2 separate regions of the Mus musculus genome follow, and region 1 is linked to region 2. The links are chromatin contacts, found by Hi-C in ENCODE. All regions are on one chromosome and are shown on one strand. The core of a region is the stretch at or near the end of the contact, and the rest is flanking DNA. Distances in the headings are between cores, read along the strand shown. Region 1 holds the start of Spsb2 (splA/ryanodine receptor domain and SOCS box containing 2). Region 2 overlaps Efcab12 (EF-hand calcium binding domain 12).

Region 1 (5,248 bases), core at 1,240-3,739, 9.0 Mb before region 2:
CTTCTTGTTCCTGGTACAGGTTCTGTGACTGGAGCAACCTGCAAAGAGCTGGCAAGCCAGCCTGACGTGGACGGCTTCCTTGTGGGTGGCGCATCTCTCAAGCCTGAATTTGTGGACATCATCAATGCCAAACAATGAGCACTGCCCATCCCTCTACCTGCCTGCATAGCATGGACTAGGTTGCCCAGAAGTTTAGTAACTGCTCCCACCGGTCACATGCTTCTGATGACATCATCTGCCCCATCTTGTGGCCTAATCCACGCTGTACCCTCCTGAGCCGTTTCCACCGCCCTATTATGGTTGGGACCAGGCCAATCCCTTTACCACTTACAGTGGGTAGAATCAACTGTCACCAAGGTGGCTCCTAGTGAGGGGAGGGAGTAGAACTGACTGTCCCTTTGGGCCCTGACAAGTGAAATCACCTTCCATTGGTTTGGGCTGGAAACTCATGGTTGGAGCACAGGAAGTGGGCTTCGTGTCACTTTGGCCTGTCACTTAGATGGCCTTGGCTCTAGCTTCACTCCCAAGTTCTACTGGATGTCTGATGCAGAAATTCAGAGCTTTCGGGTCTGAATTCGGTATACATGAGACCCTAAGAGGCCTGGGATAGTCCCCTCCCCCACGGTGCCAAAGCCCCTGTATTGTGTTTGTGAACCATCCTACATGTAAGGGAAATAAACACCTGGGCCTGAGCTTTGTGGGTTGTCATAATTCCTTAAGACAGTGATGGGGCTCTAGCCTGGGGTGGGGGAGTGTAAAACAAAACAAAAAACAATAATGAAACAGGTTGTGACAATACATCTCATTTTTTACTTCAAAAACCTCTTTGTCCCAGGCTGCCATGGTGTTTAATATCATTTCTATATGTCTTGCTCCTGTGAGAAGGGGAGGTGAAGGGGTCCAGCCCCCCCCCCCCAGCTTCACCAGCTTTTTAAAGTTGTCTAGGCCAGCGGGTGCCTCTCCACCTGTCCCCACGGTAGGGTGCCAGCACACCCTGTACTACTGGGTCATTTGTAGAGCAGATAGCGCTTCATGGCAGGGGGCAAAGGCAGAGTGGATATTTGACCCAGCCGGGTGTCCCCCAGAGCATGGCGCACACACAGGCGGCTCAGGTGCAGAAGGGATTGTGGTTCCTCCACTGCGGAGAGAGAAGGAAGACAAGGTAAGTAAGCAACTCCAGGCATCCTTGAACTTGAGATCCTGCTCAGGCACCCTTCCTTCTTCCTCCATTTCCACCGCCACCTCAGCTGAGGGAGACCCAAAGGCTCTGAATTTGTGCATCACATCCAATAGGGATTGGGAGTGAAGCTAGATCCAAGGCCATCTAAGTGACAGGCCAAAGTGACAAGAAGCCTACTTCCTGTGCTCCAACCATGAGTTTCCAGCCCAAACCATTGCCAAGAGTAGTGATCTCCCCACACCTAGTCCGTATCTCACCTCTTCTTTCGCCCATGTAGCGGATGCGGACCTGGCACTGGCCCCAAACAGCACTTACAGAGGGATAGAGGGTCCTCCCCTTCAGTCCACGGAAGGCTGGTCCCAGGTACGTGCCCCCAATAGAGTAGCCAAGAGTCCCCTCCTCCATGTCCAGAACCACCAGCAGTCTCTCTGGCACCACTAGCTGCTCACCCTGAGGTCCAGCTGGATACTGGGGGGCCTCGAGGCCCTTACTCTGATGATACAATTTTCCCCGCCCAATATCCCAGCCCCAGGACTCGCTGTTGCTGCCCAAAAGCGCCGCATAGTGGTCAGCCTGCAGCGGGGCGAGGGCGGTGGCCACGCCCACCACGGCGTGTGTGCCCCTTTGCTCCAGGGGCCAGCTGATCTCCCAGGCGTGCAGACCTCTCGAATAGCCCCGTTTCCCCCGGACTCCATCAGTGCTCTGGGCCACAGGGCGCCGCTCAAAGCACAGACCCCCTTCCTTGACATCGATGTTCTCGGAGCAATCCTTGGGGTTCCAGCCGTGGTGCCGTTGGGCAACCAGGTCAGGAGGGGGAGCAGACAGGAGCTCCTCCAAGCCCTCGGGAGGAGAGAAGTCCGAGTACAGAGCCTGCGAGGTAGGGGTGCTGCTGCTGCCCCTTGCCAGGGCCGTCTGGCCCATGAGGAGAGCCGCTGAAGAACTTCTCAAAACAGGCTTGCTGGGGCGTCTCGCTTTTGAAAGTTGAGCTCCGGATCGTCCCCTGGAGTGGTGTGGAGACAGAAAGGACTGTTAGGCGCATCATCTTTCCCTAGGACTCCCATCCGTTCACCGGTGTATGCCAACCAGCCTGGTCTTCCCTTGGTCCCCTAACCATCCCAGGTCTATCACTCTGCTTTCACCCTATCTGTGTCGCGCCCCCCAAGTTTCTCAGGAGCTCTCTCTCCCTCAGACCTTACCGTGAACCGTCCCCTTGCTGGCTCTAACGCCGGGCCCCTACCCCGCACCTCACTGTCCCCCTAGCTCGCAGAGACCTCTGTGGAAGTACAGATAGGGAAGGCTAGAAGCGCCCCTGACCAGCCACTGCTTCCGGCTCCAGCGGGGCTGCGGACGCCCGCCCGCGCTCCGCCCCTGGGCTCTGTGGACGATTAACCCTATCGTCACCTCCCAGACCACGGCGGCCACACCACTTACCGCCTTGAGAACCCACCGGCTACAAAGAATCCAGGCAAAAAATAAGTGACGACTCCAGACGTGGACAAGCGCGCATGCTTTGTGGAGCACACTCTTTGAGTGGGTAACCTCTTGTCCCTCCCAGGACTCCCTGGCGTCAGACTCTTCAGCAGTTTATTTTTCCAAAGCCACCTGACAGCTGCGTGCCCCACCCTCCCCCCCATCCCAGACTAGAATTAACCCTTTGATGACGTCATCGCCTTGGATTCTGTGTGTGTGTGTGTGTGTGTGTGTGTGTGTGTGTGTGTGTAGACTTCTCCACTGGAGACCTTTGCTCTCTCTGCCTGAGCTAGTCATTCCTGAGGCCCTAAGATCAGTAAGCGGCCTTGACACCCTTCCTGAACTCCTGCTCCTGTGTTCAGGAGAATGTAGGGATTGAGACTACTGTCCCCTGCGGCTCCCTAGGTTGCTGAAGCCTTAGTCCTTCATCCTCCTGCTTCAGCCTCCTGAGTAATGGAACTACGAGTGGGCACGCTGTCTGGTGGATGTGTGCTTTAAGGGTTAGTTTTGAGTGTCGTTTGATCATTAGCTACATTATCATGGAGAGGTTGCTGTTGAAGTTTGACCTCCTCGAAAGCCTCTTGATAACAGTTCAAAAATCCCAAAGTGGCTGGGCAGTGGTGGTGCAACACCTATAATCCCAGCACTTGGGAGGCAGAGGCAGGCGGATCTCTGAGTTCAAGGCTAGCCTAGTCTACAGAGTGAATCTATGCCAGGGCTAGACAGAGAAACCTTATCCCAAAAAAATCCCATAATGCCACCGTGTGTGTGTGTGTGTGTGTGTGTGTGTGTGTGTGTGTGTGTGAGAGAGAGAGAGAGAGAGAGAGAGAGAGAGAGACTGTAACCTCTGCTGGCCTAGAACTCCCTATGTAGACCACGTTGAACTCAAACTCACACTGATCAGCCTGCCTCTGCCTCCTGAGTGTTGGCATTAAAGGTGTGTACCCTGTGCCCAGCCTAATTTTAACCTTGTTGTTGTTGTAGTTATTGTTGTTTGGATGGCTTTGAAATAGTCTCTTGTAGCCCATCCTAGGACAGGACGGGCTCTGTAGCCAAGAGCTGGTCTTGAATCCCTGTTTCTCTTAGCTCTGCTTTCAGATGCTAGGATTCTAAGGGTATGATTCATACCCGGCTAATTTTAACTTAATTCTGATGTGAGGCTGCTGAAATGGCTCAGCAGTTAAGAGCACGGCTGCTCTTGCAGAGGACCCAGTTCAGGTTCCCACTCCCAAGTGGAAGCTCACAAATGTGCATAAGTTCCAGTTCCAGGGAGGTTGGGTGTCTTCTGAACTGAATGTGGCATACAAACTGTGCTGTGTAGCCTTGTGTCAGCTTGACCCAGAACCTAGAGTTATCTGAAAGGAACGAACCTTAATTGAGAAAATGCCAGTTGGACATGGTGCTGCACGCCTTTAATCCCAGCACTCAGGAGGCAGAGGCAGGTGGATTTCTGAGTTCGAGGCCAGCCTGGTCTACAGAGTGAGTTCCAGGACAGCCAGGATTATACAGAGAAACCCTGTCTCAAACAAAAACAAAAACAAAAACAAAAACAAAAACAAAGAAAGAAAGAAAGAAAGAAAGAAAGAAAGAAAGAAAATGCCTTATAGCCAGATCTAGTGGTGGCATTTTCTTGAGACAGGGTTTCTCTGTATAGCCCTGGCTGTCCTGGAACTCACTCTGTAGACCAGGCTGACCTCAAACTCAGAAATCCACCTGCCTCTGCCTCCTGAGTGCTGGGATTAAAGGCCTGCGTCACCACTCCTGGCTTAGGCATTTTCTTAATTAGTTATTGATGTGAGGTTGGGGGTGGGGCACGGGGGAGCCCATTGTGGTGGTGCCATCCCTGGGCAAGGTGGTCCTGGATTCTATAAGAAAGCAGGCTGAGCAAGCCATGGTTGTATATATTTAAATCCCACACTATTAGCCCTAATAAGCCAGCTTTTCTTCCAGATTGATTTTTTTCCCCTTTTGGTTGTTTTTCAAGATAGGGTTTCTCTGTGTTAGCCCTGGCTGTCCTGAAACTTGCTCTGTAGACCAGGCTGGCCTCGAACTCATATATCCGCCTTCCTCTGCCTTCCGAGTGCTAGACCCAGCTTCTTCCAGATTCCAGATGGTTGGGCTGCCTTTGATTGGGTCCTGTTGTAAAGAGACAAGGTACCTTAGTGTGATGCATCCTAACTGAAAAAAAAAACAAAACAGATCTAAGCCACACAGAGAAAGTCCGCACTGGGCTCACTGGAACCCCAGTTCAGTTTCCATCTGACAAGCTGGCCACACTGCCCTATTTAACCAGACCCCTGTTGAGTTCGTGTGCAATATGTCTGTTATAAAACTCAACCTTTTATTCTCAGAATAGACTATTCCAGTTTTTACAGACTTATACGGAAGGTTTAGATTCAGTTAGCTTCAGCCTCGCCAGAACTAAAGCGCTAGTAAAAATGGGGTGGTGTGGAGGGGAGACTAGAACACCTGCTGAGAGACTTCTTTATAGGACAGAGAAGCTGCACCGGCGACATTGCAGCAATATGGTTGCCTAAACAAGGCCTGAGCAGTGACACCACCAGGTGACGCCAAGGAGGAGGCGGAAAATCATACAAG
Region 2 (5,088 bases), core at 618-3,117:
TTACTCTTGTAATTATCTTAATTACAGTATACAGGTGAATTAAAGATCTTAAATTTGAAGTCAAACTGCAAGCTGCAGTCAATGGAACAATAGCAGTTTTAACCATAATTTTTAAGTTTTTTGTGCAAGGTTAGGATAATACCTGTAACCTTGGGAAAGCAAAACCCAAGTTTAAAACAATTTATTATCTTTAAAATCAATATTAGAAGCATTACTATCATATTACGAAGTTTGGATGTCAATTAATACCTATGAATACCTATTAAAGCAAGCTTTAATGCTTTAATAAAGAGACATTGCTTTAAATCTTATTTTAAATTTTACTATTTAGGATACGAACCACATTAATTATTACCTAAACTAGAAATATCTTTAGAGACCCAGCCTCTTGGGCTGCCTTATGCCATGTGTCGGAAGGACTCTAAACTTGAGTTATTAAATTTAACACTAACCATCTGTAGCAATGTAACAATTATTAATCTTAACCAACAACTTATGAGCTGATTGTGAAAACACTCAGAGCACATTATCAATAAAAAAGAACCAAATGAAGCAGTTACATTTAGACCAATCAGAGAATAATAATTTTTGTAGCTACAACCATAAAAATAAAAAACACTTTACCATTGTCAAACACATTAATCATGAACCATTTACTAGCTTTTTTACTCTGAAACTTAGAGGCTGTGCACTCGCCCTTATTTCCTAAAACGAACAGTTTTTCCAGCAGGGGCCCTCTCGCCACGTGTCTGATTCCTGGCTGAAACACGTGGCTCTCGGCTTTGCAGATAAAGTTTTTTATACCATCTTTATTATCCAACACAAAACATAGAACATTCATTCATACAGACTGGACACGAACATACATGAATTGAACACGAGAACAGATTGGTGCACCGGACATTAGACAAGACACAAAAGGGAACAGAGTACTCTTGCTATAAGGCCCAGAGAGAAATTTCTCTCTGCTTTTGGGGACACTTTCCTCCCTTATGATGCATTTTTTATTAACTGGGGCAATCCGCCTATTCCTTTTAATAAACCCTTTCTTTTCTCACACCTCATGTAGCTTCGGAGAGCTACGGCCTACCGCCTATTACCCAGCTCCTCACTGCTGAACCTAAGTGAACCAGCGCTCGGGTTTAACGCTGTCTCAGCTTAGCCCATACCTTCTCCGGTATGAATTTCCCTTATCCTTTATTTTATGGAGCTCCGAACCAGCAGCGTCTCTTCCAAAAATCCTTTGCCGTTTCTCAGTCCCGCGTTGGTTCGCCAATTGTTGTGTCCGGCCAGCAGACCACAACCTGGGTTCTAGCCTGGAAAGGCATTTTGGAAACCTGGAAGAGAAGAGGGGCTAGGTGGCGAGAGAAAAGAATGTAGCCAAGACAGTTACTCTGATCAAGGCTCAAATTTTATTGTTGCGACACTAGTTATGAAGGAAGGGGGAGGGGACCCGATTCCCGCCGAATAATCTCGGGTCCAGTAGAAAGGTGCACGTGTGTGGCTCCTCAGGTTCCAGCAGTGGGCGTGGCAGAACGAATGAGCAGGAAGCTCCACCCCGAGCAAGCAGGTTTCAGGCTGGGGGAGGGGAGACTACACATGAGGGCTAGCCAATTGGAGTTAAGAGCTACCCAGATGGAACATGGCAAATTATGACTTGGTTTACTGAAGGGAACATAGATTCTAATAGCATTGAGGGGATATCTACCCGGTTCTAGTGATGATTGAGGCATTATAAATATAAAGCTTGTGTTTCTTTTATCTGGGAACAGGATAATCAAAGACAGGGTAGAAGCCCCTGCTGGAGATTGAATACTTCCTACAACAGCAGACCAGCACTTAGACCCAAGCTCTCTGGCTCAGAGCCTTTGCCCCCACCAGAGGGTGCTGTGATACCTAGGATGGTCAGACAGAATGAGGTAGATTCTTTGGAGCACATGCAGAGTGTAATAGGAATCAGACTGTAGAAAAGCCCTTGGCTTCATGTCTTCTGTTGGTGTGTGCAGGTGATGTTAGCTAACACCGTTTTCCTTACCATTGTGATGCAGTGATGCAGCCAGGCCAGGGACCAGGCACCCTGATACACAACTAGTTCCTACAACAGCCCCTTCCCTCATTTCTTCTTAGTGCTCTTCCAAAAAGGAAGTCACCCTGTAACCTTCTTCTCCCAAGGGTCCCACCACTCTTTCACCTCCATAGAAGATGACCTCGATGAAACCACCAGCAAGGTTCCTGTCTTCAAACCTGAGCTAGTCACTGCCCATTGCTTCAGGCAGTTGAAGCAGAAAGACTTCCGCCTGCCAAAGAGCCGCCGGAGGATCATCATTGTGCCTGGCACAAAGGACCAAGTGCCAGCCCGGCCCACAGTTCCGCCTGAAGCTCCCCTCCCACTCATGCCTAGCTTCAGAGTTCTGGATACTAGCGACACCCAGGAGCTACCAGTGGACAAGAAGGTCTGGCTGAATCAGAGGGCAAAGCTTCGGAGGCAGCTGGAGACATTCGGTGATGTCAAGACATGGCTGGACAATAAGCCCAACATCACATCATCAGAGTTCAGGGTTCTGTCCATGATTCGCCAGGAGCAGAAAACCCCAAAACATACCTTGATTTCAATCAGGAGAGCCAAGGTGAGAAGTCCTAATGGCCAGAAGGTGCTGAAGGCGTCAGGGTAGTTGTTGTCATTTTGTTTCCTTGGATTAGACATGACAAAGTGGTTTACCCCCATTTTACAGAGGAGCAAAACCGAGTCCCCAAAGGAAAGTGTATGAGTGATCTATTGCTGCATAACAAATACTCCAGAGTGACTTTAAAAAGAAAAGAATCAAATGACTATCATTCTATACAGCTGTGTCTGTGATTCTGGAATCTAACTAAAAGGCTTTGTCTCCATCCATATTAAGAGACTGCAGTGCAATACAGAGGACAGCCTCTGCCTCCCAAGCTTGTTCAAATGGCTTCAGTGCCTACAATAAGAAGGCTTGCTGCCCACAAAGGAAGCCTTCCAGTATGGAGAGGAGGGGAGCCAGTGCTGGTTACACCCTCGGCTCTGGTCTTGTTACTGCGTCGTAACAGGATGAGCCGCTGAGTACTGGCCGCACCATGGGAATAGAAAGAGTCCATCTTGGCAGGGGGAAAGTCAAGGACCACGTGGATGTGATTTCAAAGCACCCCGGCTGGGGCACACTAGCAGTCTGTCTTGATGATGGACACCTGTCTGCTGGCGTGGGCAGGTGATAAACCAGTGCTTGTGGGCTGATTTGAAGATCAAGGCTATCGGGTTAGGGAGAGGAGGAAGGCCACCTGTGATGTCATTGCCTAACTTGGAACCATGGTTTGTACACTAAGAATTGAAGGTCAGCCCCCCATCCTCAATAAGCCAATGAAAGTACCCTAGTAAGAACAGGGGGTAAAAATGAGATTTATTCAGTATGGCCACATTGAGAACAGGGCAAATATATGCAGTGGATCCTGACCTCCAGACCATCTTTGGGCTTCAAAGTGAGATTGAACTTTAACAAGAGGGGTAGGGATATGCACATCTAAGCAGTCCTCCTCATCTGCCCCACTCTTGCCTCTTCTAGGACAGAGCTCTCAGACATGTCCGCCTAATTGCACCACAGCTGCGGCTGCCTAAGCCCCCTGTCCTGTCTGACATGTACGCCTACCTTCGTAGTCGAAAGATCAAGATCCTAGAGATATTTAGCAAGGGGGAGCGGGGCGAGAACCAGCGCATCTCCAGGGAGGAATTTCTCATGGCTCTGAAGGCGGTAAGTATGAGCTTCCCAACGGGGCTTGGTGTATGGTCCTCCCTCCCTTCCCCAGGCTCTGCACTCCTGAGGGGCAGCCTCCTATTTGCAGAACCACACTAGGAAACATGGCACAACCCACTGTCAGTTCACAGCCTTAAAACAACCAGGCTGACCTGGAGAGATGGCTCAGGGGTTATGAGCCTGGCTGCTCTCACAGAGGACCCACACGGCCACTACCAATCACCTCTAACTCCATCCGCAAAGGATCTAACGTCCTATTCTGGCTTCCAAGTGCCCTGCACGCACATGCTGCATAGATACACATGAGGGCAGAACATTCATATACACACCCAAGATAAGCTGCATACATTCTTAACTGCTGTCCCAGCCCTCTCGCCCATAGCTGTCTCTCCAGCAGGGGCTTCATACACCAGCAAGCTCTTTACTACTGAACTATATATATCCAGACTTATACTTTCAACTAATCAATTTCCAAACATTTTTATGAAATACAATTATGTGAACATCCAAAACATTTTTTTTTCAGAGCTGAGGACTGAACCCAGGGCCTTGTGCTTGCTAGGCAACTGCTCTACCACTGAGCTAAGTCCCCAACCCTCAAAACCTTTTTTAAAAGTTAATGTCTTCAACTAATAAAACAAACAAAACAAAAGTTTAAATATTAAATCCTGGGCCAGGAGAGGTGGCTTAGCAGTTAAGAGCACTTACTGTTCTTGCAAAGGACCGAAGTTCACAGCACCCAATGACAGCGCACAATCCCCTGTACGCCAGTTCCATGGTAGCTGTCACCTTCTTTGAAACTCTGTGGATACTAGGCATGTTTGTGGTTCACTTACAGACATACAGTCAAGACACTCATACACATAAAATAAAAATAAATCTTTTTTAAAATGCTTAACTATGAAGTTCTTTCGCACCAGGGCAGTTCCGAGCTGATCCAAGGACAGCTAAGTAAGCAGTGACTGTTGTCTAAAGAGAATGGAGAGACGACTATATTCATAATCACGTTTCCTTTCAAACTTGTCTTTATGAACATTCAATGTTTGTTTCCTTTCACACTTTTCTTTATGAACATTCACTGTTTCTGGGTAAGTACAGCATACCTCCAAAGATGTCTATTGTCCTTTGTATTAGTCAGCGTTCTCTAGAGAAACAGAACTGATTTAAAAAGTATGTATGTATTGTATGTATGTATGTATGTGTGTGTGTGTGTGTGTGTGTGTATGTATGTATGTATGTATGTATGTTCAGTATTTATTAGGGCAGCTTACAGGTTATGGTCCAACTAGTCCAACAGTGGTTGTATCCAGATGGAAGG

What was found. A loop is a pair of places that touch in the nucleus more often than their neighbours do.
Region 1: a loop to region 2 is called in a map of T-helper 1 cell, with 16 times the contacts of the local background. The contact joins the promoter of Spsb2 here to the enhancer-like site in region 2. A Hi-C loop is called at or near these places in 3 of 37 maps with a recorded cell type or tissue (T-helper 1 cell, T-helper 17 cell and regulatory T cell).

Annotation. Positions count from the first base shown.
Region 1 is chr6:124,806,159-124,811,406 of GRCm38, reverse strand. Spsb2 (splA/ryanodine receptor domain and SOCS box containing 2) reads right to left here and starts at 2,489. Exons shown (of 3, transcript NM_013539.2): 1 at 2,377-2,489; 2 at 1,438-2,180; 3 at 791-1,138. The coding sequence starts at 2,101. The coding sequence ends at 1,008. It overlaps Tpi1 (triosephosphate isomerase 1), which reads left to right. Exons shown (of 7, transcript NM_009415.3): 7 at 20-821. The coding sequence ends at 138.
Region 2 is chr6:115,820,796-115,825,883 of GRCm38, reverse strand. It overlaps Efcab12 (EF-hand calcium binding domain 12), which reads left to right. Exons shown (of 9, transcript NM_001110506.1): 2 at 2,173-2,627; 3 at 3,582-3,767. Among named protein-coding and RNA genes, the nearest start is that of Rpl32, 15 kb to the right of the region's middle. Within about 2 kb of position 1,867, at least 1 of the 3 ENCODE cell types and tissues checked has a DNase peak (open chromatin) inside an H3K27ac peak, as active enhancers do.